Linked DNA regions of Homo sapiens: region 1 is linked to region 2. A link is an interaction called in ENCODE POLR2A ChIA-PET data of the cell type or tissue named here. Cell type or tissue: HepG2. All regions are shown on one strand. Links, peaks and the distances in the headings refer to the core of each region. The heading gives the core; the rest is flanking DNA.

What was found. Peaks named below come from ENCODE experiments on the same cell type or tissue, not always from the same donor. Only the 100,000 strongest peaks of a DNase experiment are listed, where the experiment ranks them.
Region 1: POLR2A ChIA-PET joins it to region 2 with 6 read pairs; 3 of 35 experiments call an interaction of 5 or more read pairs at or near these places.

Annotation. Positions count from the first base shown.
Region 1 is chr5:78,712,577-78,728,704 of GRCh38, reverse strand. It overlaps LOC124900191 (a long non-coding RNA gene), which reads left to right. Exons shown (of 5, transcript XR_007058832.1): 4 at 10,576-10,621. Among named protein-coding and RNA genes, the nearest start is that of LHFPL2, 72 kb to the right of the region's middle. RefSeq lists enhancers at 550-659, 625-919. In HepG2, for the core only: no CTCF peak of the experiment used is centred there; a DNase peak (open chromatin) is centred at 6,174; H3K4me3 peaks cover 1,050 bases.
Region 2 is chr5:78,511,664-78,527,791 of GRCh38, reverse strand. The region is part of intron 3 of LHFPL2 (LHFPL tetraspan subfamily member 2); the gene reads left to right. Among named protein-coding and RNA genes, the nearest start is that of LHFPL2, 130 kb to the left of the region's middle. RefSeq lists a silencer at 5,932-6,226. In HepG2, for the core only: no CTCF peak of the experiment used is centred there; a DNase peak (open chromatin) is centred at 9,061.

The DNA of each region.
Region 1 (16,128 bases), core at 5,193-13,192, 200 kb before region 2:
AAAGGAAGGCTGGTAGTCACAGCCTGGTTGGAGGTGACTTCAGTCACTGGGGACAGAGGAGGGTATATGAGACCGATGGCAGTTTAGTTCTGGGGGTGAGGTGGGAAGTTGGGGAGGTAGAATTAAAGCCACAGGCTCCTACCTGGCTGACAGCAGATAAGACCCTGAGAGTACGCAGGCTAAAGCCATGCCACTTACGCTCCTCTTGCCTGTCTAGCTTTGGGCTTTTATCACAACCAGATTCAAAATTACTGCCCTATTCCATTCCCTCTGGATCCTGGATACTTTGATGATAGGCATAACTTTATTGCTAGACAATAAACACTCATATTAATGACATTTTACATTTAGAAAGTGCTATCTCTAGGTCACTGTAGTTGGTAGGTTGCGAGGGTGTATGGTTGTGGTCAAATTCACCTGTGGTTGAGTGGGCTGAGGCCAAACTGTGTGTCATGGCAGCTGGCAATATGGGGAAGGGAAACTGGGCATCTTTTGTTTACCGAGCACGCAGAAGTTTTTCTTTGTTCTAAGTACAGGTTCTGCAGATGAAATGCCTCAAGATACAATGTGTTCCCCTTAAAAGCCCAGAGAAAATGTCCACTGATACTGTCCAGTTTCTATAAACCACACTGGTACAAAAGAAAAGGGAGCACTGTGGCTGATGTTTGGCATTCTTGTGCAGGATGAGGAGAGGCATTTTCCATTACCTGGTTCACCAATGAGACATATCGCCACCCTTTCATACTCTTTCAGAGTGCAACCTTTGCTGGCCTCAGCTCAGGGGAGATTCCCAGGCAAAGTCCACTGGCCCATGACAAAGCAAAAAGCATTCACTTCTAGCTGGTGGTTTCAACTTCAGTCCTCAGGTGTACAATCAATTCAAGCATACCATCTTCTAAAGCAGTGGCTTGAAATCTACCCTATGTGACATAGTATCTGCTTATGGAACAGCTACTCATACTCATTAAAGCAGCCAAAAATATTAATATTATAAAGTCCTAAAATGCCATTTTGTAGAGGGTTTTTTGTTTGTTTGTTTGTTTGTTTGTTTGTTTTTGAGATGGAGTCTCACTCTGTCACCCAGGTTGGAGTGCAGGGGCTCAATCTCGGCTCACTGCAACCTCCGCCTCTCAGGTTCAAGCAATTCTCCTGCCTCAGCCTCCCGAGTAGCTGGGATTACAGGAGCCCGCCACGACACTCAGCTAATTTTTTACATTTTTGGTAGAGACAGGGTTTCGCCACATTGGCTAGGCTGCTCTCGAACTCCTGACCTCAAGTGATCCACCTGCCGCAGCCTCCCACAGTGCTGGGATTACAGGCGTGAGCCACCACACCCGGCCAAGTTTGTTTTTGTTTTTGTTTTCTTTTTTGAGATGGAGTCTTGCTCTGTCACCCAGGCTGGAGTGCAGTGGTGCAATCTTGGCTCACTGCAACCTCCACCTCCCGGGTTCAAGTGATTCTCCTGCCTCAGCCTCCCGAGTAGCTGGAACTACAGGTGTGCACCACCACACCTGGCTAATTTTTGTATTTTTAGTAGAGACAGGGTTTCACCAAGTTAGCCAGGATGGTCTCTATCTCCTGACCTCGTGATCTGCCCACCCTGGCCTCCCAAAGTGCTGGGATTACAAGCGTGAGCCACTGCACCCAGCCTCCATCCTTTACCACTTATCTCCCCATTCCAGACCACCACTCCTCCCTCACCCCCCATCAAGAGAAAGTCTGCAGGAGGCCAGTGGTCTCATTCCATTGTTTAAAGGGCTGAGTGAAATCATCCACCGGGGATTCCATCCATCAAATCAAATGTTATGGATTTGGTTTGTTTGGTAGATGAAAAAGCCTAAATTGGCTGTCTCCCAGTTCATTCTACATACCACTGTGTGAAAGCTAAGACCAAGGGCCCTCCCAAGAAACAACAGAAAATGGATAATTCTGTGAAATAAGAAGCCAGCAGTTCTCAGCACTTCCCACCAGGCCCTGGTCAAAGTCCAGCATGTCTGCTGGTCCATAGTCTCTAAAAGTGGAGAGCAAAGGAGCAGCCACTGCAGCCAGGTTGGTTCATTCATTCATTGCAACAAACATTTACTGAGTGCCTGCAATGTGCCAGGCCCCGTCCTGGGCCCCGTGGCTACAGCCATGATCAAGATTGTTGATGTGGAGGCAGAATGTTCAGGACACCATTGGCCAGGCACGGTAGCTCACATCTGTAATCCCAGCACTTTGGGAGGCCAAGGTGGGTGTATCACCTGAGGTCAGGAGTTCAAGACCAGCCTGGCCAACATGGTGAAACCCCGTCTCTACTAAAAATACAAAAATTAGCTGGGCAAGGTGGCACACACCTGTAGTCCTAGCTACTTGGGAGGCTGAAGCAGGAGTATCACCTGAACCTGGGAGGCAGAGGTTGCAATGAGCCGAAATTGTACCATTGCACTGTAGCCTGGGTGACAGAGCAAGACTCCATCTCAAAAAAAAGAAAAAAGAATGTTCAGGACACCCATAAATCATGCCATGTAGATACAGAGTCAACCCTGGAAATACATACGGTCACAGAACCTTCTGACAAGGACACTGTCACTGACTATCTCTGCTTTCCATGCTCGATCCCACAGCCATCCCCACAAGTGAATATTGCCAAGGGCAGAGAACTCTCTGCTTCTGAAGTAAGCTATTCTACTTTCCACCCAACCTAGTTTTGTCCCCTAGAGCTTCAAAGAGCCTCTGTGCCCCTTCTGCTCCATAATCACCCTTCCAATATTAGAATGCAGCTGCCATGTTTCTGTTATCCTTCTTCACAAAGAATATTGGGGACCAGGGCATGGGAGCATGGTCCAGATTGAGTCCAAGCTAAAGTTCATAGCCAGGTGTGGTGGCTCATGCCTGTAATCCCAGCACTTTCAGAGGCCGAGGCAGACAGATCACCTGAGGTCAGGAGTTCGAGACCAGCCTGGCCAACATGGTGAAACCCTGTCTCTACTAAAAATACAAAAAATTAGCCCCGTGTGACGGCACGTGCCTATAATCCCAGTTACTTGGGAGGCTGAGGCACAAGAATTGCTTGAACCTGGGAGATGGAGGCTGCAGTGAGCCAAGATCATGCCACTGCACTCCAGCCTGGGTGACAGAGCAAGACTCTGTCTTAAAATAAATAAATAAATAAATAAATAAATAAATACAAAATAAAGTTCAGAAATGCCTGGGCTTTTCTGGAAACTGCTGGGGCAGGCCCACCAGAAGTTTGAATGAGAGCCTGAGCATCCTGTAAGGAATGAACTTATCCAGAGAGAAGATGGCAACTGGGGTGACCACCTTGACTCACGTACCAAGCCTTGATCATCAGAGAAAGGGACAAACCTGAGCAGAACTCAGGGCACAAAACAGATTTTAAAAATGCATGTATATATGGGACAAAAGTGAAACACAATGTTAATTCTTTTTCTGGGAGGTGAGGTTATGAGTAATTTTAATGTTTTCTTATATTTTTAACATTTTCTACAATTAAAATATAAAACATAAATTGACTAAAACTTTATTTTTTGAGACAGTGTCTCATTCTGTCGCCCCAGGGTGGAGTGCTGTGGTATGACCATAGCTCACTGCAGCCTTGAGTTCTTGGGCTCAAGATCATTGGCGATCCTCCCACCTCGACCTCCCAAAGTGTTGGACTTATAGGCATGAGCCACTACACCTGGCCTGAAACTATTTTTCTTCCTCTTATTATTTTTTTGAGATGGAGTGTTGCTCTTTTTGCCCAGGCTGGAGTGCAATGGCACGATCTCAGCTCACTGCAACCTCTGCCTCCCGGGTTCAAGCGATTCTCCAGCCTAAGCCTCCTGAGTAGCTGGAATTACAGGCATGTGCCACCATGCCCGGCTAATTTTGTATTTTTAGTAGAGATGGAGTTTCACCATGTTGGCCCGGCTGGTCTCAAACTCCTGACCTCACATGATCCACTCATCTTGGCCTCCTAAAGTGTTGGGATTTACAGGTGTGAGCCACTATGCCTGGCCTAAAACTTTATTTTTAAGAAACCATTTAGAAATTGATTTTCTACAGTGATTTACTTATCTGCTCTATTTTACTGCAGAACAAAGGTCCTTTAGTTTACATAATAAACAACATTCAGAAAAATGCTGTTTGCAAATATGTGTTATGACACTGCTAACCATGTTGTTTCCTTGGAATTAGCCATTCCCCACCCCCATCCCCCCCCCCCCCCCGCCCAAGTGTATGAAAAAAACAAAAACAAAACAAAACAAAACACCTGGTGCCTGGCCCACAAAGATACTTTAAAATGGCTTAATCATGTTCTTTAAATAAGCAAGCAGCAAATCCTTATTAGCATCTGTATGGTTTGAAAAAAATGAAAGTAACCACCAATAGAAATTCATTTCCACTAAAGGATTACAAAGGGTCTTGCAGAGAAGGCCTGAGACTAAGAGCATTAGGACAAAATTTCTGGAGAAGTTATACACTGCTTTTCAACACACAATCACATTCCATTAAAACTGCTTTGCAGATGTTTGAGAGATTTGCAGAACTGATAAAGACATCCACACATGTCAAAACTACCATCTAGAGAACTTAGGTTATAGTTATAGGACTTAGGGAAATAATAACTCTGAATTTTATTTTGTGACCAGTGATTATTTAATGCATAAAGTAAGATTTCTTATTCTTAAATTTTTTTTTTTTTTTTTTGAGACAGAGTCTTGCTCTGTCACCAGGGCTGGAGTACAGTGGTGCAATCTCAGCTTACTGCACCCTCTGCCTCCTGGGTTCAAGTGACTCTCCTGCCTTAGCCTCCTGAGCAGCTGGGACTACAGGCATCTGCCACCACACCTGGCTAATTTTTGTATTTTTAGTAGAGACTGGGTTTCAGCATGTTGGCCAGGCTGGTCTTGAACTCCTGACCTCAGGTCATCCACCCACCTTGACCTCCCAAAGTGCTGGGATTACAGGCGTGAGCCACCGTGCCTGGCCTAGATTTCTGATTCTTAAAATAAGCATCTTAATGTTTTCAAAACTACAACTTCTGCTTTTCTAAAACCCTGTTGGCTGGGTGGTCATCAAAGTTTGTTTCTCATGTGATGGAGAACTTACAAACATACTGTTTTCTATCTCATTGCATGGTTTAAAGTTAAGAGGTGAAAATGTTCACACTTAAACCTATTTTAAATCTGGCTCACTTGAGACATGTGTTTCCAGATGGGCCCTGGGATGGGATGGGGTCTCCTCGGAGACAGAAGGCACTGAAGAGTCCCACAAAACAGGGTTAGGAATATACCTGACTCACTGGCAGTGACAGCCTTTGGTCTGGAGAGTGCTTTTTGATACAAATGAAAGAAATATTTCAAAACCAAAGTAAGAAGGGGAGGATTGGAAGGATTTAACTTATTGCCCGGGATTTGTGATTTTATAACTTAGGGGTTTTTTTTCTTCCCCAAACTCTAATTTAGTCTTCTATTTATTTTTATTTTTATTTTTTGAAACCGAGTTTTGCTCTTGTTGCCCAGGCTGGAGTGCAATGGCATGATCTTGGCTCACCGCAACCTCTGCCTCCCAGGTTCAAGTGATTCTCCTGCCTCAGCCTCCCGTGTAGCTGGAATTACAAGCATGAGCCACCATGCCCAGTTAATTTTGTATTTTTAGTATAGACAGGGTTTCTCCACATTGGTCAGGCTGGTCTTGAACTCCTGATCTCAGATGATCCGCCCTCCTCGGCCTCCCAAAGTGCTGGGATTACAGGCGTGAGCCACCGAACCCGGCCCTAATTTAGTCTTTTTGTTTTTTGTTTTTTGTTTTTTGTTTTTGAGAGATGGAGTCTAGCTAGTTGCCAGGCTGGAGTGCAGTGGCGCAATCTTGGCTCACTGCAACCTCTGCCTCCCAGGTTCAAGCGATACTCCTGCCTCAGCCTCCTGAGTAGCTGGGATTACAGGCATGCACCACTGTGCCCAGCTAATTTTTGTATTTTTAGTAGAGATGGGGTTTCACCATGTTGGCCAGGATGGTCTCGATCTCCTGACCTCGTGATCTGCCCAGGTCAGCCTCCCAAAGTGCTGGGATTACAGGCGTGAGCCACCGCACCCAGCCAATTTAGTCTTTTATGATGACTCTTTCACAGTTCTTGCAGAAACAGCTGATTTCAAAGTGACACATTAACCAGGTGCGGTGGCTCATGCCTGTAATCTCAGCACTTGGGAAGCTGAGGTGGGGGGACTGTTTGAGCCTAGGAGTTTGAGACAAGCCTGGCAATGTAGGGAGACCCTGTTTCTACAAAAAACAAAGCCAAAAACTAGACACGCAAGGAGGCACTCGCCTGTGTCTCAGCTATACAGGAGGCTGGGGCAGGAGGATCCTTTGAGCCCAGTAGATCAAAGCTGCACAGAGCCATGTTCACACCACTGCACTTCAGCTAGGGTGACAGAGCAAGACCCTGTCTCAAAAAAAAAAAAAAAAAAAAAGTGACACATAGCAGTGATAGCAGTGACTCTCTTCTTCCTAGAAGGAAGTATACACTGGGGATCCCTCTCACCTCTAGAAGGAAGATAACTTTAGGGAAAACAAAACTTGGAAAGATTGACTCTTTTGGCTTTATGATAAAATATTTGGGACCCTATGAAAGTAACTTTAAGTGGGAACCCATGTTACAGCCTAGCTTGTGACCTAATACTTAACACAAATATTCATGTAAAGTCAACACTCTACTTTTAGACACAATTTCTTCTGTGTGGTTTGGGGTGTTCTTACTAGCAGCATAGTTTACTGTTGAAAAACTCGGACCGTGGCACCAGATTAGCTGGGTTCAAATCTGAGCCTCACCACTTACTAGTTGTGTATCTTGAGCAAGTTGCTCAGCCTCTCTGTGCTGTGTTTTTCCACATCTGTAAAGAGGAAATGATAATCATAGCTACCTTATGCAATTAGTGTTGGGATTAAAACAGTTAATATACATAAACCATTGAGAATAGTCTTGAGTCAGGGTTGGCGGGGGGGTGGTAAAGAAAAGAGAATATTGTTTATGGTAAATGCCTTATAAGAATTCTTCCCCGTGTTATTTTTTTGGAATTAGCCCTCTCTCTCTCCAAAATGTATGAATAAATAAAAGTAACCACTGTTGTTATTGTAGCTATTTTTATTGTGGCCTAAAAAAGTGAATATTCTTCCCAAGGTCTCTAATTTATTATCAGATTAAAAAAATGCCTGGCATTAGAGAGAATGGAACTCCTTGTTTCAAAATCAGAAAGGTATTTTTTCTATATGGGCATTATTTTTTCTTTTTTTGTGGTTAATTTTCAAATGTGACATATGTGACATTTTAAAGGGGGCATTGTATGATTTCTTTCACGGGAAGAGGCTGAAAATTTGCCATCCTTTTTCAAGAAAATAAGGCAGTGAACCTAAATGAGATTTTTATGTAAATATTACATAGGAATAACAGCACTTCCTATGAAATTGTATCATCCTCCCGTTCTCCCCAGCGTCCTGTTTACCTTCACCCTGCAGCTGTTTGCTGGGTGCCATCCCTGGGAAATCACCTACTAACAATAACCCGGTTGGCTTCTGATCCGCAGGAAGATCATTCTCCCCTATGACAGATGAACACATTTTTCTTTTGTTATTTGTTTTTCTTTTCTTTCACTCACTTTTTCTTTCAAAACTTAGTTTCTTTCAATTCCTTCTAGAGTTTTCCTGTGATTCTTTCTTTTCACTTTTGTTCCCTTCTTAATAATTACTTGGCATGTCCTACTTGTGGGCTACACTTCCTGAATTTCCACACTCTGCAGCTCTTTGAAAAGCCTGCTTTTATTCTTCCCGTCCAGGTCATCTGTGCAAATCTTTAAAGTCATGGGGTTGCCACTAATGACTGGTCGACTCCATTAACGCAGCCTCCCCTCTGTGGAAGTTTGCTTTTCTGGGTCAGTGTCTTTTACTGTGGAGCTTGTTAAGAGTCTTTATTGCTTGAAGAAGGTGCACATTGGAACTTTAAGATTTCCTGTTTATACACAGGGCAGGGCCTGGCTGAACACTGATAGTGTGGGCAAGCTCTCGAGCTTTGCCAAAGGGCTCTCAGTGGGACCCAAGAGGAGCTGCAATGAGGATTTTAAGACAAGTGTCTGCTTAGCTGCCACGGCTATGTTAGAAACTGCAAAAAAAAGCACCTCACAGAGCTGAAGAAAGATCTGGTGCTGCCAGTGGAGAGGTCTGCACCCAGGTCAGGTCTCAGGGGGGCTGCTGTGAGCCCGAAGGCATCTTTGTGCTAGAGGGCAAAGGGCACCCTCTTGTAGGTCCCCCGTCTGAGTGGATAAAAACCTAGGACTGAGTCCCTGTAACTGTGACTGCCAGAGGACTGTTCTCCATACAAACGGTATGTACAGGAAATTTGGTCTTCCCCAAATCCTTTCAGGGTCCACCAGGGTCTGGGGAGGGGGTCACGATCTGCTTCTGCTATAGTGTGACTCCAGTCACAGACCTGAGCAGATCTGCTGGGGCTCAGAGTTTTCTGCCCCAGCTGGGTTTCTAAGCCCCACGTCTTGTCAAATGCTGCCTCTCCAAACCCTTCCTGGGAATAATTGCGTCACTTAGGGTGTCAGCAAACTGTTCCTCCAAGGAGGGGATCTCCTCTCCAGCTGGGGAGTGGGGTACTGAGGCTGACTGAATTACTGGAAGCTGTTTGATGAGTGTGGAACCTCAGCAGAGTGTCCTGGAGAGGGGCCGGGCACCCTGCCACAAGACACCCACAAGGTGTGGAGTTTCTGGGTCAGGAAGAACCAGATGAAGCTGCTCATGTGGCCAAAAGTAGCGAATCCAAGGGACGAGTGTGCATTTTCCAACATGGAGAGGGAAGGAAGCAAGGGGATTTCATCAACTCAGGACCAACCTGAGGGGTCTCATCCGGGCTTGGAGGAGCCTGTGACACCCAGAATGCCCACTCTCAAATGAGGTTCTCCCTCCCTAGCATGGCCCTGGATAAAGCTGGCCTTGTCTTGCTTCCTGGTCCCTGTTATCCAGGTTCTACACAACCCATCCCCTTCCTATCAGTAGAGTCGTCCCTCAGGTCATAGATGAGACTACAGCTTTTTTCCAGCCTAGTCTCTCCAAGATTAGAGCCCTGGAAACCGGATCTGTTTTGGTTTTTTTGTTTCTTTCTTTTTTTTTTTTTTAATCATTTTTCTTTTTCTTTTCTTTTCTTTTCTTTTTTCTTTTTCTTTCTTTTTTTTTTTTTTTTTTGACAGGATCTTGCTCTGTTGCTCAGGCTGGAGTGCAGTAGCACAATCTTAGCTCACTGCAACCTCAACCTCCCAAGTAGCTAAGACTACAGTTGTGCACCACCATGCCCAGCTAATTTTTTAATTTCTTGTAGAGACAGTCTCACCATGTCGCCCAGGCTGGTCTTGAACTCCTGGCCTCAAGCAGTCCTCCCACCTCAGCCTCCCAAAGTGCTGAGATTACAGGTGTGAGCCACTATAGCTGGCCCAAATCTAGTTTGGAAGTAGATAGATGCTTTGGTTTTGAAGTAGATTGATGCTCTGTTCACATGCTGATTTTGATCCATGGGTAACTATTTTTGAGCTCTGGGAAGCAACTGAAATCCCAGGAAGCCTCAGGCTCCTGCAGTTACACCCCAGGTGGGAACAGCCTGAGGCAAAAGGCCATATTTGTGTCTCTCTGACATTCCACATTGAGCTAAGTCTGTGGTTGCAGTTGGTGGGTGGCAGGGAATGGGCTGTGCTACTTGTGGAAGCTTCCAACAAGAGCTTCAAAGGAAACATCGCTCAGGCTGGGTCAAATACCAAGTCCATGAAAGTCTAATTCCAGCAGGAGCAGCCAGGGCCCACCAGGCCTGGGTCTCCCTCTTCCCTGTGGAGGAAGGCTTATTTTAGGTTCCCTCCAACTCTGTGGTTCCACACCCTGAGTGAGCATCCACACTCCCTCCCCCTTGAAGAGCCAGGAGTTAATGTCCTCTGGCCATCTTAGTGCCTGGTCTTGGTGGCACCCACCCCTGTCCCTTGGGAGTCCTTTCCAGCTCCTACGATGTCTTTCCATTCTCGTGAATCCTCTCCCACATGTGTGAGCTGGGGATTATTATCTTTGCTTTAGAAAGGAGAAAACTGAGGTGTGGGCAGGAGATAGAATTTCTCTGTGGGCCCCAGGCTTGTGAGTGGCTGAGCTGGGACACGAATCTGGATCACCAGACTCCGAGTTCAGTGCTCTCCGTATGCTTGTGTAAATATCTCTTCAACAAGAGCTGGTGCCAGGGGGCAGGAACTGTACTAGGGCTCCTCTTGAAACAGGTTTCCTCCCGCCTCAGCAGGACAGCAGGCAGCATGGGGCGTCAGTAAATATTTGTTGAATTGAGACTGCATAGGAAGGATGATGGGGAACAGGGAGCTGGTGAGGACAAGAGGCCAGGAAGGCAGCTACACACAGCAGCAAACCCCTCCCCGCCCAGCCGGAGCACTTCATGCTCATGTGTTGGGAGAGGGATTTGTTAGATGAGACCATTACCTTACTGGTTATGAGGTGTTGTTGTTGTTGTTATTGTTCAACTCCACCACTAGTATTCTTCGTTCTCTCCAGGTTCCAACTGTGCACCTGCAGAAAAGAGGTCAACCGACTCCTGAAGGTAATCATGTCTTCTTCCTGTTCAAAGTAATTTTCATTCTTACATATTTGCCTCATGGTATCTATCAGATAGCTCTTTCCATAACAATCCTACATAATAAATAACCACAAAGCCTCAGTGACATGTAATGGTAAACATTTCTTTTGCTCGTGTGTCTGGGGTGGTCAGCAGAGCAGCTTTGTGGGGGTGCCTCTCACTGCTAAGAGTCAGCTGGCTGTCACCGGGATGACTCAGCTCAGCTCCTTCAGCAGGCTGACCCAGGCGTGTTCTCATGGCATGCTTGAAGAACATAAGAGGGGAGTGGGCTCACGCAAGTACTATGTGATCCTCTGTTTGGGAGCTGTTGTTAACATCCCATTTGCCAAAGCCCGGATTCGAAGGGTAAGGAAATTGGCCATCACTTTAGTGAGAGCATCTATAGAATGACATGGCAAAGGATGCTGGATACAAGGAATGTTGCAAATAGCACGCTCATCCTGGTCCCGACTGGCATTAGGTTCACTCCATAGAGAAGATAAACTCCTGGCCGGGTGCGGTGGCTCATGCCTGTAATCCCAGCACTTTGGGAGGCCAAGGCAGGCAGATCGTGAGGTCAAGAGATGGAGCCCATCCTGGCCAACGTGGTAAAACCCCGTCTCTACTAAAAATACAAAAATTAGCTGGGCGTGGTGGCACATGCCTGTAGTCCCAGCTACTCGGGAGGCTGAGGCGGGAGAATCACTGGAACCCAGGAGGCGGAGGTTGCAGTGAGCCGAGATCGCACCATTGAACTCCAGCCTGGTGACAGAGCAAGACTCCATCTAAAAAATAAAAATAAAAAGGATAAACTCCTGAGTTAGCAACCCCAACATAGTGATGATTTACAACCACCAAAGTCAAATCTTCATCTCCATAAAAGATCTACAGAAGGATCTCTGTTGAGTGTTTAAAACAAAAATAGGTTTATCACAAAGGTGTTTTTTATTTGCTTGGTTTTGGTTTTTCAGGCAAGTGTTGAAAGATAATTCTCCAGGAGTCTCCTGTTTTCTTCATGTCTTGTGAGCAGGGACTTTAACTGTCACTTGTTCCTAATTATATTTTCAAGTATGTTTGTATGATTCCCATGGGGAGCCTATTTCCATGACAGCATCTCCTGCTATCAACCCTGGTCCCTATCAAGGATGGCCATCATCAGACTTCTCAAAGATGTCAGTGCCTCCCTCACCTGTACCCTTGCTACTCTACTGACAGGAATATTCTCTCCACCTTCCTGAGGAATATAGCACAGTGGTGGCTCCTATGGTTTTGTATAAATCCACTCTAACATTCCCACATATCTGAACTTTCTGAACCCTTCATGAATACTATGCTGAGGCAATATCAGCGTTTTCACCTCATTTCTTTTGGGCCATTGTTAGCAGAAACTTTAAGGAGCTATTCTAGCCGTCTATTAGGACAGGTTCTAGGTGTCTTTTCCCTGATGTTAAACTTCAAGTCATGAGAGAGGGCTCCTATATCAATAAATTGCACTCTATCCCATCTTATTTATATTCTACTCTTGCCAGTAATACACACTTGCCACCCCCCATCCACACACACAATCTTATTCCTTTAAGATCTACACCCCCATTGTGATCCTTGGTTGCTACTGGGACACATTAACCAAGCCCAGCAATGTCTTTGGTATGTTAGATATTTACTCTTGGAGCAGGGAGCTGTGTTTCTCTGTTCAGATTGTGCTGAGACATAATCTTCGTTATTGGTCTGAAGACAATAAAAAGAGGCAAGGTCATCTTGAAGAGTACAAATCAGGTGAGGCTTTAGCAGGGTTCCCAGGCAAGGGGCATCTGCTCTGGTCTGCAAGGGGAGAGAATTCAGAGAAGCATGAGAGCTTGCATCTCAGATTCGTGCATCCAAATATCCCTAAATCAAGTCTCAGAGTCTCTCTTTTTCTATCAGGGCCCTGACTTTTACCATAAAAGACTTGTTGGCATTTCCACCCTTTTGGCTGTCTGAGCAGCACCATGATGGTTGGCAAGAACAGGTGCCTTACAAAGGCAGCAAAAAGGAAGCCAAGAAGAAAGTGGTGGATCCATTTTCTTTTTTTTTTCCATGTGCCACTTTATTTTTTGTTTCTTTTTTTAAAATTTGTGATGAGAACACTTAACATGAGCTCCATTCTTGTCCTGTTTTTTTAAAATTTTTTAAAAATTTTATTATTATTATACTTTTAAGTTTTAGGATACATGTGCACAACGTGCAGATTTGTTACATATGTATACATGTGCCATGTTGGTGTGCTACACCCATTAACTCGTCATTTAGCATTAGGTATATCTCCTAATGCTATCCCTCCCCCTCCCCCCACCCCACAACAGTCCCCAGGGTGTGATGGTCCCCTTCCTGTGTCCATGTGTTCTCATTGTTCAATTCCTACCTATGAGTGAGAACATGCGGTGTTTGGTTTTTTGTCCTTGTAATAGTTTGCTGAGAATGATGGTTTCCAGCTTCATCCATGTCCCTACAAAGGACATGAACTCATCCTTTTTTATGGCTGCATAGTATTCCATGGTGTATATGGGCCACATTTTCTTAATCCAGTCTATCATTGTTGGACATTTGGGTTGGTTCCAAGTCTTTGCTATGGTGAATAGTGCCGCAACAAACATACGTGTGCATGTGTCTTTATAGCAGCATGATTTATAATCCTTTGGGTATATACCCAGTAATGGGATGGCTGGGTCAAATGGTATTCTAGTTCTAGATCCCTGAGGAATTGCCACACTGACTTCCACAATGGATGAACTACTTTACAGTCCTACCAACAGTGTAAAAGTGTTCCTATTTCTCCACATCCTCTCGAGCACCTGTTGTTTCCTGACTTTTTAATGATCGCCATTCTAACTGGTGTGAGATGGTATCTCATTGTGGTTTTGATTTGCATTTCTCTGATGGCCAGTGATGCCGAGCATTTTTTCATGTGTTTTTTGGCTGCATAAATGTCTTCTTTTGAGAAGTGTCTGTTCATATCCTTTGCCTACTTTTTGATGGGGTTGTTTGCTTTTTTCTTGTAAATTTGTTTGAGTTCATTGTAGATTCTGGATATTAGCCCTTTGTCAGATGAGTAGGTTGCAAAAATTTTCTCCCATTCTGAGGTTGCCTGTTCACTCTCATGGTAATTTCTTTTCTTGTGCAGAAGCTCTTTAGTTTAATTAGATCCCATTTGTCAGTTTTGGTTTTTGTTGCCATTGCTTTTGGTGTTTTGGACATGAAGTCCTTGCCCATGCCTATGTCCTGAATGGTATTGCCTAGGTTTTCTTCTAGGGTTTTTATGGTTTTAGGTCTAACATTTAAGTCTTTAATCCATCTTGAGTTAATATTTGTATAAGATGTAAGGAAGGGATCTGGTTTCAGCTTTCTACATATGGCTAGCCAGTTTTCCCAGCACCATTTATTAAATAGGGAATCCTTTCCCCATTGCTTGTTTTTCTCAGGTTTGCCAAAGATCAGATAGTTGGAGATATGCGGCATTATTTCTGAGGTCTCTGTTCTGTTCCATTAGTCTATATCTCTGTTTTGGTACCAGTACCATGCTGTTTTGGTTACTGTAGCCTTGTAGTATAGTTTGAAGTCAGGTAGCGTGATGCCTCCAGCTTTGTTCTTTTGGCTTAGGATTGACTTGGCAATGAGGGCTCTTTTTTGGTTCCATATGAACTTGAAAGTAGTTTTTTCCAATTCTGTGAAGAAAGTCATTGGTAGCTTGATGGGGATGGCATTGAATCTACAAATTACCTTGGGCAGTATGGCCATTTTCACGATATTGATTCTTCCTATACATGAGCATGGAATGTTCTTCCATTTGTTTCTATCCTCTTTTATTTCATTGAGCAGTGGTTTGTAGTTCTCCTTGAAGAGGTCCTTCACATCCCTTGTAAGTTGGATTCCTAGGTATTTTATTCTCTTTGAAGCAATTGTGAATGGGAGTTCACTCATGATTTGGCTCTCTGTTTGTCTGTTATTGGTGTATAAGAATGCTTGTGATTTTTGTACATTGATTTTGTATCCTGAGACTTTGCTGAAGTTGCTTATCAGCTTAAGGAGATTTGGGGCTGAGACGATGGGGTTTTCTAGATATACAATCATGTCTCTGCAAACAGGGACAATTTGACTTCCTCTTTTCCTAATTGAATGCCCTTTATTTCCTTCTCCTGCCGGATTTCCCTGGCCAGAACTTCCAACCCTATGTTGAATAGGAGTGGTGAGAGAGGGCATCCCTGTCTTGTGCCAGTTTTCAAAGGGAATGCTTTCAGTTTTTGCCCATTCAGTATAATGTTGGCTGTGGGTTTGTCATAGATAGCTCTTATTATTTTGAGATATGTCCCATCAATACCTAATTTATTGAGAGTTTTTAGCATGAAGGTTGTTGAATTTTGTCAAAGGCCTTTTCTGCATCTATTGAGATAATCATGTGGTTTTTGTGTTTGGTTCTGTTTATATGCTGGATTACGTTTATTGATTTGCGTATGTTGAACCAGCCTTGCATCCCAGGGATGAAGCCCACTTGATCGTGGTGGATAAGCTTTTTGATGTGCTGCTGGATTTGGCTTCCCAGTATTTTATTGAGGATTTTTGCATCAATGTTCATCAAGGATATTGGTCTAAAATTCTCTGTTTTGGTTGTGTCTCTGCCAGGCTTTGGTATCAGGATAATGCTGGCCTCATGAAATGAGTTAGGGAGGCTTCCCTCTTTTTCTATTGATTGGAATAGTTTCAGAAGGAATGGTACCAGCTCCTCCTTGTACCTCTGGTAGAATTCGGCTGTGAATCCATCTGGTCCTGGACTTTTTTTGGTTGGTAAGCTATTAATTATTGCCTCAATTTCAGCGCCTGTTATTGGTCTATTCAGAGATTCAACTTCTTCCTGGTTTAGTCTTGGGAGGGTGTATGTGTCGAGGAATTTATCCATTTCTTCTAGATTTTCTAGTTTATTTGCGTAGAGGTGTTTATAGTATTCTCTGATGGTAGTTTGTATTTCTGTGGGATCAGTGGTGATATCCCCTTTATCATTTTTTATTGCATCTATTTGATTCTTCTCTCTTTTCTTCTTTATTAGTCTTGCTAGAGGTCTATCAATTTTGTTGGTCCTTTCAAAAAACCAGCTCCTGGATGCATTGATTTTTTGAAGGGTATTTTGTGTCTCTATTTCCTTCAGTTCTGCTCTGATCTTAGTTATTTCTTGCCTTCTGCTAGCTTTTGAATGTGTTTGCTCTTGCTTCTCTAGTTCTTTTAATTGTGATGTTAGGGTGTCAATTTTAGATCTTTCCTGCTTTCTCTTGTGGACATTTACTGCTATAAACTTCCCTCTACACACTGCTTTGAATGTGTCCCAGAGATTCTGGTATGTTGTGTCTTTGTTCTCGTTGGTTTCAAAGAACATCTTTATTTCTGCCTTCATTTCGTTATGTACCCAGTAGTCATTCAGGAGCAGGTTGTTCAATTTCCATGTCGTTGAGCAGTTTTGAGTGAGT
Region 2 (16,128 bases), core at 4,967-12,966:
GGGTAGCTAATTTTCCCAGCTGAATGATGTTGTTTAGTCTGTCTTTTGCTGGGACTAGAAACTGTTGTAATATTACAAGTTGAAAATTTCACAATCTTTTTTTTTTCTTTGTGAAGTAAAATCTGAAATCCTTCGTCCCTTGACTTCATTAGAAGTGCAGTGAAACTGGCCTTCTAGATCTGTTTCCAGTCAGAGGACTTTATATACAAAGTTCGTGAACACAAAAGGGTCTGGTGAAATAACGAGATGGGAGGCTGGTCCAAATTTCTGATCCTTTTGAGTTAAAAGTCATTCTGAGCAGTGGCTGTTGACTGTACCACCCAGGGGGCAATCTGCAAGTGCGGTTGTCATTTATTAGCCTTCTTTACTTCTAGGCTCTCAGTGACTTCTCATTTGAACTTTTGGAAAAAAAAAAAAAAAAAAAAAAACTCCTCATCAGCATTAAGAGCTTTCCCGAAGCTTGATCTTCAGAGTCTTGCTTCCTGATTTCCAGACAGAACTGAGTTAAAAACATAGTAACTGGGTTCGTTTGTTTTCCTGTCTCCAAGGCGTTTGGCCCCATGTTAATCTTCCCAGCTGAGGCAGGAGAGGAACACTTAGTCACTCACACTGCTCACTGACATGAGCCAGCAATGGAAATGGTGACTTGACAAAATGCTGGCCGGGGAACTGGAGTTCTCCTTCAAGCAGGACCAAATATTTCCCAAATTAATTCTGACAAAGCGAATTTAACATTCAACCTTCTGGAGTTTCTCAGAATAGTTTAGGGTATTTTAAGTCAACTCTGTATTTGTTGCCTGTTATTCAAATTTCTAACCTCAACTACCTATTGGGTCCTTCCACATTGGCATCAAATAGTTTTCTTTTCCAAGCTGGGCTATGGATGTTTTTATCTTGTGAAAATTCCCCGGGAAAGCGACGCCATGGTGATGTCTTTGATTGGATGTTGGGGTCACATGGAGGGTGCTGTGTAGCCTTCAGGAAAGAATGGAGGTCTGTCTTGTCTTCTTCATTTGGTTTTTGAAGTGCATTCAATTGACAATAACATAATAATAGCATATCATGGTAAAAAATCACTCGCCTCCACTGGGTTTTTGTGTGGACCCAACTTGGGCTCAGAAGATTACAGATGGTTGGGGCACATTGTTGAATGTTAAAGTGTGCAGCCTTAAGCACTAGGCACAAGCCCACTGCTATTCTGGGTTATTTAATTTACTTTGATGAGGAAGGAACGATCTGGTGCATTTGAATGACAGAATAGATAACTGCATATCACTGGGATGTAAGTATAACATGGGTTCAGAAGAAGACCGCAAAGACAGTATTTCAGTAAATATTGCCAGGCTTTGTCTCACAAAGACTTGGTTGTATTTCTGAGTGGCTAATTAGGAGGTGTTTTCAATTTAATGTTGCATTCGCTATGAGTCAGATAGAAAGTCAAGATGATTGTTTTTAACAGCTTATTTCAGACTTCAGCTACCGGAAAAAGTCACTGACTATTTCTAAACCCAAGGAGATTTGAGTGCTGATTGACTCACAGTATTTGTGTTCCAGTGAGTCCGTCCACACCCAGCCTGTATGTGACACACAAACTTGGAGTGTGGGGAGGAGTGGGGAGGCAAGAAAATGGAGTGCTCTGTAGAGTGGTGGCGGGGGCCAGGGCTACAGAGGCCAGCAGAAGAGGCAGAGAGCGGGGCTTTGTTCAGTTTCCTACTGAGGGGCCGGGGAACAGCTAGTGGGAGAGACCCAGGTTTGAAGCCCCTGGCACTGGACTTGGGGAGGCTGGGGTGGCTCTGCTGCCTTCTTCAGCAGGCTCAGATAGGAAGAAGCTGGAAGGCAGCTCTTGACCAGAGAGGAGGCTCTATCTACCGTGCTCACACTTTCCTACTTCCTTGGTGTTGAGCCATATTACTTTTCTTCTTAGCTCCATCACAACTGTCCTCTGCACCTTGCAGTGGCCATTTTCAGCTATTTAGATACTCACCAGCTCTCACTGTGGTATCCTATTCCCAAACGCAGCATGTTTATTTTAACTTGTGTCTTCAAGCAGTTTTTAGAAGGTGCACACTTTTACCTTTTCCTCTTTGTGTCAGGATATTTCTCCTTAGTCTGTATCCGTTTTCGCATTTCATCTCTTTTCTCTTTATTCTCTTTACTCCCCACTTTATCCTCCAAGGGATGAAAACAACTTGATTTTTATCAAGGTGAGTGTTAATAAGTGGCCGTGTGTTTCTAACACACTAGCCTTTGTGCCCTGTACAGACTGCTTAGATGTGAGCTGTGTGGGCATTCGTTCTTATTAATGACCCCATGAATGACCTGCTCAATTCATTTTTCCAAGGTTATGGATCTGTGACTTTTCTTTAACCATTATCATTGCTACCATTTACTGAATGCTTACTCTGTGCATTACAGTGCTTTATGCAAAGCACTTTACATGTATTCTCTCATTTAGTCTTCATCTCTACCCTATAAGATATCCTCATTTTATAGCTGGGGAAATTGAGGCATAGGGAGATTAGTGATTGCCCTGCTTTATTCTGCCAGTGTGTCCTATAGTCAGCATTTGACGCTCATCTCAGTCCCTGGGTCTAAACCACAGCAGTACCTTCTGGAGCAGGATTGTCCCCTGGGAACATTCAGCAGTGTCTAAAGACATTGTTTTTGGCCACGACTGAGAGCGCGCTACTGGCATATAGTGGGAAGAAGCTAGGAATGCTGCTAACCATCCTTCAATTTATAGGACCAGCCCCTGCAACAAAGAATTATTCAGCCCCAAGTGTTAGAAGTACTGAAGTTGAGAAACCCTGTTATATCTAGAAACATTTACCTTTAATACTCAAGGAGTACCAAGTATTAAATATCCACACAATGTTCTGAAGTTTTAATTATTTCAAGAAATATTTATTGTTTGCATAGTTTCAAACATTTAAAAAATACTCAACAGGGAGAAAAATATGTAACTGTTTCCAAAGAGAAAACATTTCATGAGATTCCTAACTTTTGAGATTCTGAGGATGTCTAACAATTTTTTTTTTTTTTTTTTTTTGAGAACAGGGTCACATTCTGTCCCCCAGACTGGAGTGCAGTGGTGCAATCTTGGCTCACTGCAAACTCTGCCTTCTGGGTTCAAGCGATTCTTGTGCCTCAGCCTCCTGAGCAGCTGGGGCTACAGGCGCCCGCCACCACACCTGGCTAATTTTTGTATTTTTAGTGGAGGTGGGGTTTCACCATTTTGTCCAGGCTGATCTTGAACTCCTGGGCTCAAGTGATCCGCCTGCCCTGGCCTCCCAAAGTGCTAGGTTTACAGGCATGAGCCACTGCGCCTGGCCGGATATCTAACAATTCTTATACCTCCATTGTGATATTATTGTTGGAACAGAGCATGACATTTGAATAATTACGCCAGACATTTTTTCTTTGGTTCCCACTTAGAAGCTGTATACACATAAATTCTCTGCTAGATGTCAGTAGGAAATTCTAAAATTGTGAAACTTGGTGTCTTGGGCTTATTGGGTCCCATGAGTGAGTGTGCCCGAAAACCTCACTGAGCAGCCCAAGGGAAAAGGCTGTGAGGCCGAGGAGCATAACCTGGGCGCAAGGTGAGCAAGGCCCGGGTTTTCCTGAGAAGGAGGCTGGGTGTGGGTTCTGTGTGGAGCGAGTCTTGTAGCCTTAATGACAACCTTCTGTTTCTGTGTTCTAGTCATGTGCTCAGCCCCTCTGCTCATCAGGCAAAACCGAGTGTTCCCAGTTGGAGAAGTTTAAGGTCTTCCTGTTTGTCTGAACTCCTGGCAGCGAAAACATAGACATCTGTGCATTGTCCGGCTCGTTTCCTTCCCTCAGCCCCCTGCCCAGCCCCTCCACAGCATCTACACCATTGTATTGTTCACATTCTTCCTTATCTTGACCTTGTACTAACTGCCTGTTTATTGTAATGACTCCTCAGATAAAGTACTGCTTGGGACTTTTTTCTTTTAATTAAATGTTTGGGGTTGAGAAATTGAGAATCTAGTGAAACTGCAGCGCGCAACATTTTGAAGTGTATCTCGGGCCACGGCAAGACTGACTTCAGTTCCTGCTGGACTCATTACTTCTTTTTAGGGGGAAATGTTTGTTTCTCAGGCTGTGACTGTCAATGACGTCCACTGGCCCCTGTGGGCCATTGCCACCCTCATTCTGTCCTCGCCCTTGCCTTCTAGGACCATCCCCCCTCATTCTTCGCCCTTGGCAGGTTATCTCTGTGGCAGGTTGTCTCTTGTCCTCTGTCTCTTTGGCAGATTTCCCCCCTTTGCCTGTCTCAGGCAGATAGCATCCCCAGGGTACATTCTGGTCCTCCCGCCTTCTTCTACCCCCTCACTGTGGGGGAGCTCCATCCTACCCCAGGCTTTCTGTACACTGAGAGCTCCCAAGTCTCCTGAGTGCCTAACATATTTAAAGTAGTTAAGGGTCATTCTAGTTCCTCGTAAACCATTATAAAAAGTTCACAAATAATCCTGTGAGTTAAAAAGTGAATTCGAATGGGTACGAGGGGCTGTGAGAACATAAGGTGAGTTTTAATTCTTCTGTTTGAAATTCATCATACTATATAGCTAGCAGATATGCCTGGGTTAAAAAATCACTCGCCCCTTCATTTTCCATTTTTACTTGCAGAAATACACACACACACACACACACACACACCACAGACACACACACGTGCACACGCCAGAAAAGGGTTATCAGCCACTTCTGTCTTGCTGAGAACATAAGCAGTGTCAGCATGGTCCACCCTTCTTGACTTCTATTAAGAAGTGTTTTTATGCGACCATCTGGGGTTATACAACAGATGCAGAAAAACGTCAACCTTTTCTCCCCCCTCAGCTACAACTCTCCCATTTGAATTAACCGTCTGTTTACTTCCCAGATATCATATCCCTGATAAAACCTTATCTTGGTTTTCTCAAGATTCTCACCCCTCAGTCCTGCCCTACCCACATCAGGGCACTGAGTTCTCAATGACCTAGTTATGGTCTTCAGTGGCTCAGGTCTTTATTATATCTGTGTATTTCCTGATTCCAGTGTTAATAAGTTTCCGGAGGGCAGTAAGAGTATCTTCAGGTCTCCTTCCCTGCCTTCCCTCTCCACCCCCATTGTCCAGTACTTCAACCTTGGACAATTGGTTGTGAACAAGGGTTGGTTCTAGAGGTGTCTGAATTGCCTTACCACTTTAGAACTTCAGTGCTTGGTTCAATAAAAGTTGGCTGTTAGTAATCACAGTGATAAACAAGTGTCAGCAAACGTATATTAACGTGAATTCTTTGGTTTGGGAGGTCAGCAATGTGAGAGACTCCTTTTTAAAATTTTTTTTTTATTTTGAGACAAGAGTCTCACTCTGTCACCCAGGCTGAAGCGCAATGCGTGATCTCGGCTCACTGCAACCTCAGCCTCCTGGGTTTAAGTGATTCTCATGCCTCAGCCTCCTGAGTAGCTGAGACTACAGGTGCCCGCCACCATGCCTGGCTAAATTTTTGTTTTTTTTAGTAGAGACAGGGTTTTGCCATGTTGGTCAGGCTGGTCTCAAACTCCTGAGCTCAGGTGATCCACCCGCCTGGGCCTCCCTAGATTACAGCTGTGAGCCAACATGCCTGGCCAATGTGACTCCTTTTTAAGTGCTTTAGTTTTAGCTGATGTTTAATGAGTATTATTTTCAAGAAGCATGAGTTTTGGTGAGAAGAGAGGAAAAAGCAAATATTCTGGGTTCTGGGAAAAATTATTTTTGCAGAATTGATGCAGCTTTACCTATTACCTCAGAAATCCATCAGGTCTGTTAAGAGCCTGGGCCCTTGGTTTCCTGGGGTGGGAGTAGGGGTCGTATCTGCACACAGCATAGGGTTATTGCTCTCCTCCGCATAGCCAGCCGTAGAAGGTCTGCATTTTCATTCCTGCCCATATCACAAAGGCCTGAGATGGTTCAGCACTTCCTTTTATGAATGCCCATCTCTGCTAAATGGCAGATTGGAGCAAAAGTCAGGAAATTAGGAGGAGTGAAAGTGGACGTGTTTGGGTCATTCTTGTTGTTGACATAGCTTTATTCTCACAACCCAAGCTTTCAGCCCACCTGTCAATTTAGGATGTGCGTGGCTGACTGCCAAGTAATTTATCTTATCAGAACCTCTCACCCCTGACCTTTGCTATTGGTGATTATCATGCTAATCAGCTCAGTTTTACTGAACCTTATAAAATATTGCCTTTAACAGCATGGGAGGCAAAATTTTTTTAAAAAAATTTAAATCTATCCATGGTGTTGTTGATAATGCCAAATAAAATTGCAAATCACTTTAAATTAATGTCATCTCAGTAGCTTAATCACCAGACTATTGGGTTGGAGTATTAGATTTTAAAACATCATTTGAATCATTTAGTTGATAACAAAACAAGACATTTTATTAGATCATTAATAAAAATACTCATCAGAAATTGCCCCTGGATAGATGTAAATCTGCCTTCTAGGGCCATTTATAACTGATGAGAGAATTGTACTGCTTGATTTTAATAATTTACTGAGGAATGGAGGATAAATAGCACACGTTAATTTTATAGGACTGTTTCATACAGTTTATGTTTTGAAATGAAAGGGATATGACTTCTGACTCTTGCCTGAAGCTAAGTCACTTAAAAAGGAGTCTCCCATAGTGCTGGCTTTTCAGCTTTAGAATTCCAATTGATATGTATGTGTTAATCAGTTGGCACCTTTCTTGACATATATAAGAAAGCAAAATAGAAATCCTTTTAAAAACGGTTAAGACTTTGTATTCTGCCATGTCTTTCGGCATACAGCTATCAAATTGTTCGTGATTCCAAGCATTTTAGTTGTCTGAAACAGGAAGGAAAAGTATATAAGAAAGGAACGGTCAGTGATTTTTCAGAACTGAGTAAGGGTCCTTTAATGGCAGGGTCCATCTCTGCGGCCCGGGGCAGGGGGGCCTCATTTGTAGCAGTTAGCAGTTAGCCGAAAGACCGTAGTGGGAAATGCTCTACCGTTTTCCCAAGAGTAGAAGTCAGAGTTAGGTTCTCCCACCCCAGGAAAAAAAACATATGAGCAGAAGAGGGAGCCAGGCCAGCTCCCACCCTTGGCCAGGGCCATTGTGTAGTGCCCACGGGTGTGCCCTGGCCATGGCTGCTCAGCTCTCCATCAGCCACGGCTGTCCGTTGCCATTCCTGGTAACCTGTGGGGTCTCCCCGTCTCCCTTCCAACCAGAGACCTCCCTCTCCAGAGGAGCAGGTCCTATGGAGCCATCTGCTCTAGAAGGAGCCTCTAGTCTGGGAGAAGGTAGAAGAGGTGGTCATATGCTTGAAGTGACTGACTTTTGGAGCTGAAAGTGACAGTGGTGATCTGCAAGTCCAGCGCCTTCACTTTGGGCCTGAGACATTGAAGCCAGAGTAGGCAGTGGAGCTGTGCGAGGTCACACATCCATTAGCCGAGAGCCTGGGTCGGGACCCGTGTTTTCCTGCCTGCCTGCCTAGTGGGTCTTTTTCCCTTGCCTATGACTTTGCCATTGGACAAATTTCCTTCTACAGAGAGTGAGGATGATAATAGAAGGTGCTTTTGTGGCCTTGGGGAGATAAGCGGCAGAAACATAAATGTTGACCTATATGATGGTAATAGTAATGATTCCTACTATGTCTTGGTACCTACGATTATACCTGGCTCTCCGTGCACAGTTTTTGTGTTCCACCCAAAAAGCGTGGCAGCGACTTTCCTTACCCCCACTTTAGAGATGAGGAAACTGTCCTTAGAGAGGTGACGTTTATTGCCCAAAGACACAGAGCTAGTTAATGCTAGAGCGTGGTTTATAGCATTGAAGCAGTTCCAGCTCTGTGTTACATCCTTTCCACCACACAACTCCTTTTACATGGGGAAATTAGTATTTGAAGGAAAGGCTAATTACCTACATGCCAGATGGGCTCCAGAACCGGAAGATCTAAGTGGCAAAAGGAGTGCCTGAGACACAAAGCCAGAAGTGGTCGCATTTATGCCGGGTCAAGGGACGGGGAGGCTGGATCCTGTTGCAGGGGCATAGTCCACATGGATGGAGTGCTGGCCATGTGCTAAGTGCTGTTCTAAGCTTGATACTTACTTTAACTTAATTGATCCTCACAACATCCCTATGCGGTAGGCTATTACTCCATTTTACGGACACAGGAACTGAGGAACACGGGCCCAATTTCACCTAAGGTCACTACTGAGGACCAGGGTTCAGATTAAGTGTCTGCCTCCAGACTGAATCATTCTTACATGGTGCCTTTCTGGATGAGCTCATTGCCCTGGACGGGTGGAGGTGAGGGGTTTTGTCCTGTGTACCCTTCCTGAAGCCTGACAGATCCCGCCCCAGAGGCAGATTCTGGCTGTTGCCATGTTATACTGGAACCCAGAATTATCAGCCACCCACTTGTAGGGTACAGAGAAAAGGAACTGCTCTGCAGTGATCAGGGCTGTGAGAAATGGTTTACTGTGATGAGGTCTGTCCTAACCACCTCAAAGAAGTATCTGTCAGCACCCCAGGGACATGCTCCTTTTTATCACCTAACCAAAATCCAGTCTAGTTTTTCTTCTGTGGATTCCCCCAGGCTCTCTTGCCTCGCGTCTCTCTCTTACGGAGGGCTGTGTGGGTTCTCAGTGGTCATCTTCTCCAGCCTGGCTCATGTTGGGGAGCAAGGTAGCTGGAGCTCCTGGGAGTCCATAGCACTGGGCATAGAATGGGACAGACTTCCCCTGTCCACGTTGCTTAGCAGCCCATACAGGTGAGCACCTGGGGAACAGGGAGTTGGGAAGCATCTCTTATAGAAATGAACCTAAAGCCATTTCTGCCTCAGCCTTTTGCTTTGTTTTTAAGTGGCCTGGTTTCCTCACTGCTTCTGGGACATCCAGCTGAACTTTATCTCTGTTTACTATGCCTCACTATTGTTAGAAGCTACAATAATAAGTCCCTCTTCCCAGAAAGAGGACACTGGATCATATGAACAAGTACAAGAGTTCAGACTTTTTAAAAAGGGGTTTTTCTGTGACCATCTTGAACTTTGAGCGTGCAGTGACTTCATCTAGGCTGCAGCGAGGAACACTCACTGGGCCACCTCCTCCCAGCTGGCACATTCCTGAGTCATTACACCGGCTCAGTCCTGCAGGCCAGGCTGCTGCCCAGAGTTGAAGGATCGTTCTGTATTCAAAAGTACCTATGGCTACTGGCAGCTGCGCGTGGAGCTCACGTTCCCCTGAGGAGTGTGCATCCCTTTGGAAGCTGCACTGAAGCCCATCTGTTTTCAAAGCGTAATATGAATCCTAAATATTTGGGGATTTCCTCTAGTTAATAAATGGAGAAAGTATAAACCTTTCTACAGTTTTGAATGTGGCATTCTCACTAGGGAAAGTTGGAAAACGCTGCGTACCTTGATCCCTGACCGCAGGTGATCTGCCCGCCTCGGCCTCCCAAAGTGTTGGGATTATAGGTGTGAGCCACTGTACCCAGCCTGTTACTTTTCTTAGTTAAAACTCTCTTATTATCCTGAGAAGACACAAGAGGTTCACTTTAAGACTTATATTTTGCCCAGTATCACAGAATTCATTATAAACTTGAGAAACACCTTTCATTTAAAATTCCTATAAAGCAGTGGCATTAAAAGGCAACTCCTGAAATTCAAGTTTTAATTTCATGTAAAACTGAAAATGCTTTTGACCCTATGGTCTGTACAGGCATAGGCATATGGCCCCGGCTTATGGCATCTGGGCTACATCAGATTTTAATGTCTACCTTAGAGGTTGGTTTATTCAGCCCCTCCTGCCTGTCGGACAGACACACAAAGAAAGACTTGCCCCCTAAAGAGCTTTTAGATGAGGACATTTGTAGAAATAGAGGGAAAACAAACATAAAATACGCAAGTGGGCTTTAGAAGAGAAGGAATCATTTAGAAAATAGGACCAGACAAGTGGACCTTCCGTCTCTGGCTATAGATGCTGGTATGGTTTGGCTGTGTCCCCACCCAAATCTCATTTGAATTGTAGCTCCCATAATCCCCACATGTCATGGGAGGGACCCAATGGGAGGTAATTGAATCATGGGGGCGAGTTTTTCCCATGCTGTTCTCATGATAGTCAGTAGTCTCACGAGATCTGATGGTTTTATAAAGGGCAGTTCCCCTGCACATGCTTCCTTGCCTGCTGCCATGTAAGGTGTACCTTTGCTCCTCATTCACCTTCTTCCATGATTGTGAGGTCTCCCCAGCCATGTGGAACTGTGAGTCCATTAAACCTCTTTCCTTTATAAATTACCCAGTTTCGGGTATGTCTTTATTAGCAGCATGAGAACAGACTAATACAGATGCCTCAGGATGGGAGGGTGAAAATGGCCTCTAGAAATGAGTGGCCAGAGGTAGATTAATTGGATACAGGAGGAGTTGGAGTTGGCATCAAGAAAGAAACCTATGACTGGCCAGGATGGGTGTATTAAACAACAAACTTGGCAGTGAGCATGGGGGTCAAAAGAGCTCAGTGGGGGATCCCATGCCCAGAGAAAAAGAGACTTGTTCAGGTGTGTTTGGAGGGAGGGGCTGCGAGGCAGCTGAGAATGTCAACAGTTTCAAGGGGAAAAGAAGCATGTTTAAGAGGGGTCAGGTAAGAATCAGAATGCCTGAAAATCTTATAGGTCTACCTTGTAGGGTCCTTGAGATTCCCTGAGATTTGGGGTGGCCAAGGCCACCTGAGTACCTCCTGAGTGACCAGCCCAACTCTGGAGGAGAGGAGTTTGAGAGAAGCAGAAGCCTGTGTGGCCAACCATGCAGTTTTCTGAACCCATGTCCAGGCCCCTCAGGTGTAGGTGAAGAAAGGTAACAGTAATGAATGGGGAGCCCCATTTTGCCATTCGCAGAATAGAGATTTATGAAAACAGAAGTTAACTTTAGCGTGTGATGCAGAGACCACCCAGGACCCCAGGAAAGACAGGCTCAAGGGCACAAGGTTCTGAGTCAGTCTGCCCTGGCTTCGGGGGCCCCAGTCCCTATCATCCTGTCATCTTGGACATCCAAACTAGCATGGCCTTTTTTAAAAATGGAGAAAAACAACTAAAAATATATTTAATTTAGTAAATATCATGAATGCGCAGATTATAGACATACGCATCAGAATAGACCTTTTAAAAATAGATCTTAAAAATCATCTCAAGTTGCTCCTATACATTCAAAATTGCCCTCTGTGAGAAGCCCCCAGAGCAGGGTTTCTCAACATTGACGATACTGACATTTGGGGCCAGGTAATTTTTGTTTGACAGCGCCCCTGTCCACCAGATACCAGTAGCACACACCCCTACCCCCACAGCTGTGACAGCCCCAAATGCCTTCAGACATTGCCAAACGTCCCCTGCAAAGTTGGTGTGGGGACAGAATTGCCCCTAATTGGGAACCATAGCTTCAGAGTTTTCCCAGAAGTCAGAGATGGGATGGAGAAGAGGAGTCGATCAGAAGTTGAGCCAAGGAAATTGGCAAAAGCAGGAGGTCTTGAGCATGTTTAGACGTACCCTAAAGAATAATAGAATTGTTAGTGCATTTGGGTCCTCTTAAATATAATCAAGATGTCTGTATTTCTGTAGTGAATGTGTTTTACGGGGTGGCCAGAATGAGAGTTTCAAAACCTCCTTTGGTACATTTTTTTTTAAGTCATGCAAAGTCCTGTACTTTTTGTGCCAACACTATCCTTCCAGTTCTTAAGGCTCCTTTTGTCTTCTGAAGAGAAGGACCTGAATGTTTGGGCAGATCGTTTCATGCTGTACGAGGATTATCAGACAACAGATGAGCTGGGAGAACAGCTGGTTTCCCTACAGTCACTGGGCCCTGTGACCTGGGAGGCATCATGAGCTGTGCAGGGGACAGGTGGTCTGGCTGCTGGGTCTGTCCTGACTGAGCCAGGCCACATTCCTCCTGCCTCTGCCCTTCAGCCTCCCCTCCCCAATACCAAGGAACTGACCTTTTCCACGCTGCCTCACAGTGGCCTTTCTGTGAAAGGCTCTCCTAGGAACTTGTTAGAAATGCAGATTCTGGCACCATCCAAAAAGTTTGATTCAGTGGTTGGTTGGGGACCAGGAATGTACTTTTTAAAACAGGTAGCTGTCATTCTCCTCTGGGAGATGGTCCAGGAACCCACACTTTAAGAAGCAACACTCTGGAGGGTCTTTCCAACTCTTGGAAGGCAAAAGCACATACATTCTAATTCTCTTAATCCTCCCATCCTTGCAGAAGAAACGGGGATGGAGGCCATATTGCTGACCCTTGTGGGATTCATGTGTCTGAGGGAGATTGCAAGAGTGAAAACAGAGATCGGCCAAGCATCTACCAGTCTAGCCTTTAGATGTAACTTCCAGTTTCTCTGAAATAGAGGATAGAGAACAAGTTGAAATGAAATCATGAGGAAATCGACAAATCCAGATTGTCAAGTATTTTGTAGGACAACTAGCCCAGTATCTTCAAATAGTCAATGTCGGGGAAAATAATTGGGATGGGGTGGAATAGGTTGGGTGGGAAGACTATTCTTGACTAAAAGAACCTAATCAAATGCAATGCATGAGCTGTGATTGAGTCATGGTTTTAAGAAAACAGCTATTAAAAACAGGGCAGGGGTAGGGAAATTTGAGTAGGAACTAGGCTTTGGATATAAGGGGATTATTGTCCATTCTCTTGGGTGTGCTAATCTTGTTGTGGTTATATAGGAAAATGTTCTTATTTTTAGGAGGTGTATGCTAAAGTATTTAGGGGTGAAGTGTCAGAACATCTGCAACTCATTTTCAGATAGTTCAGAAAATGTGTGAGTGTGTATGCTATAAATTGATGGAACAAATACGGGAAAATGTTAACAAATGTTGAATCTGGGTGTTGGGTATGTGGGTGATCATTGTCTGTTCTTGCCAACTTTATGTTTGAAAACGTTCATAAAAAAGTTGAAAAACAGAACCAGGGTGAGTAAGCAAGGTAGTGTTCTTCAAAACATTGTTTGTCCTGGCATCATTCTTTGGGTGTGCTGTTCCCATCAGGGTGGGGAGTGAGAGCTTTTTGATGCAACCTTGATTGACATCCTTCAGGTTTCCCTCATTCTTTCCAGGTAGATGTGAACTTTGCTCCTGAGTTTCTGTCCGGGTGATCCAGCCGGCGGGCACTGGGTGGTTCTGGCTTCACATACACTTTCTTCCCTGCTGACAGCAGGAAGCTGCCAAAGACAGATCCGGGATCTAAGTGACAAACCCCGGCTCAGCTCTACTGAGGACCTTCACTCTACCTTTTCAAATTAGGGCTCTGGGAAGAATCTGTACATAGGACTGACTCCCACAGACCAGCCATTTTGAAACTCCTCTTTGCTCCCTATTCTCTGGTATTAATGTAGGTTTCTGCAGGATTCTCATTTGTCTTTTTTTTTTTTTTAAGTGAAGAGGCTTTACTTTGCACACCGTTGTGCCAGTCATCATTTTCTGAACATCAGAGGGCTGTCTAGATGATCCACAATCACCTGGGATGTGATAGTAAGGTCAGGTGTTGTCGAGGGGAAACGTATTTAGTGGCCCGTAGAGAAGAAGTCTTTTAGGTAGAATGGCAGCGAGGGCCTAGTTTATGAAATGGGCTTTGTGGAAGCAGGCATTATGGTTAATAGCAACGGATGCCAGGCCGAAGAGGGCTGTGCCTCGTATCCCTGTGGTTAATAAGGTTCTGTCATGAGGATCTCTTTCCCCTTTGATACAGATGTCTCAGCAGGTACCTGCCTTTCAGTGCACCTAGCCAAACTGGGACAGAGCACAAACCACTGCAGAAGCCCCCTGCTGCACTTCCAGATGGTCCCTTGTCCTGCCACCCTGAGAACTTTGCTTGCAGCCTCTGTTAGTCCGTTTTTACACTGCTGATAAAGACATACGTGAGACTGGGTAATTTATAAAGAAAAAGAGGTTTAATGAACTCACAGTTCTGCATGACTGGGGAGGCCTCACAAACATGGCTGAAGGTGAAAGGCATGTCTTACATGGTGGCAGACAAGAGAGAATGAGAACTAAGTGAAAGAGGTTCCCCTTATAAAACCACCAGATCTTGTGAGACTTATTCACTACCATGAGAACAGTATGGGGGATCCGCCCCCATGATTCAATTATCTTCCACCGGGCCCTTCCCATAACACGTGAGAATTATGGGAGCTACAATTCAAGATGAGATTTGGGTGCGGACACAGCTAAACCATATCACCACCCCCAGGAAGCCTCGATTTTAGTCAGCCTTGCGTATCACCACTGTTCCTCTGATAGTAGCAGTTAGCAAACTTACTAGGGAGAACAGAGCATCTTATCCCCCTATTGAAAACAGAAGAATGAAGCCCTTATCCCAGCCAATCTTGTATGGGTGTGAGAATTTGGTGCAGTGAATGAGGAAATGTTTTAGCATAAAGGAGAGGGAACTATATTATTTTTACTTAAGCATGTGGGTCCTTAAGTAATCCTGCCTTCAAATTGTTCTCAGGCATTTTGCTAAGCCCAGATGTCCCATCTTCTCCTGTCCTGAACTTTTACAGCCTTTTTCTTCAGAAGCTGCAAACTAATTGCATTCCTTACTCTGAGTAGAGCTTGCTGGCCAGGGCAGTGGACACTCGAGTAGTCATTAAGATACAAGTCACCCGAGAGGTTGTAGGAGCCCTGCAGTTCTGCAAGAGGACAAATATGAATGTTCTCATTGAAAAATTACATTCAGGCAGGGGTGGTTGCACACGCCTATAATCCTAGCACTTTGGGAGGCCAAGGTGGGTGATCACCTGAGGTCATGAGTTTGAGACCAGCCTGGCCAACATGCTGAAACCCCATCTCTACTAAAAATACAAAAATTTAGCCAGGCATGGTCGTGTGTGCTTGTAATCCCAGCTGCTCTGGATGCTGAGGCAGGAGAGGGGAGGCAGAGAGGTTGCAGTGAGCCGAGATCATGCCACTGCACTCCAGCCTGGGTGACACAGTGAGACCCCATCTAAAAAAAAAAAAAAAAGAAAAGAAAAATTACATTTAACAGAGAAAAGGGATGGGAAAGAGATTGTGCATAACAGTAAAATGGTTTTCTAATCAAATGGGAAGGCTTTATAGCTCTCAACAGGCTGGGCTTGCCACCTGTGGGCCCAAAGTATTTGTGAGCCTGATGGGTACGTGCAGGCTCTCAGGGCCTCCTGGGAGTCCTTGTGGCTCATTTTCTTGTTCTCTTTTAGAATGATCATTTTCATTACAAACAATCTCCTCTAAAGCCCTTAGTAACTTTTTTCTCAAAAGGCTTTCTGTTTGGTACTATCTGGAGGAGGGAGCTGAGAATGAGTGAGTCGGAGTAGGATATACCTTCTGGCTGAATGCTAATTTATCTCCACCAGTTGGATATAAATTATCCAGCTTGTGGAGATAAATTAGCATTCAGCCAGAAGGTATATCCAATATAAAAACACCAGCTGAGTTAGGTAGTGGGGAAACAGGAAGACCAGGACTCTGCCCTTGAAGGCTGCAAGGTAAGTTTAGACATGAATGACTTCGTCCATCTCTAAGTAGCCTGTGCTTAATGTTTTCTGTGTGCAGTGGCCAGGTTTCTGTAATCTGCTGGGCACCTCAGTTGGATCAATAGTTGTCTGAACGGTGTCATCTATGTTACAGGAAAAGCTTCGGAGGGCAGGGAGTTGATATTTGTTGAGCACTTACTCTGCCAGGCACTGTGCTGGGTGCTTCAGTAGGTTCTTGTTCATTCCTTGCAACAATCTGGTGAGGTAGGCTACCCTTACCGGCTCAGACGAGGGAGCTCTGAGAAGTTAGGCATCCATATGGTCAGTGCTGGAGCTGGCTTTGGAACCCATACCTGATGGACTCCCTTCCCTTACCCAGTGCTTGGCACAGCGCTGTGACACACGCACACACACCCTGACAATTAAGTGCATATGTTCCTAGTAGTGCACTAGCTGTGTCCCCAAAATAGCATCTTGTATAGCAACTACCATGATATGAGGATTTTAAAATACATCATGTTTCAAGGGATGGGTAGAGTCACATGCTCACTAGGAAGTCAGCCAGCAGGCAGACAGCTGGTGCAGGGTGTAGAAACGGGCATTTTAAGCTTTGA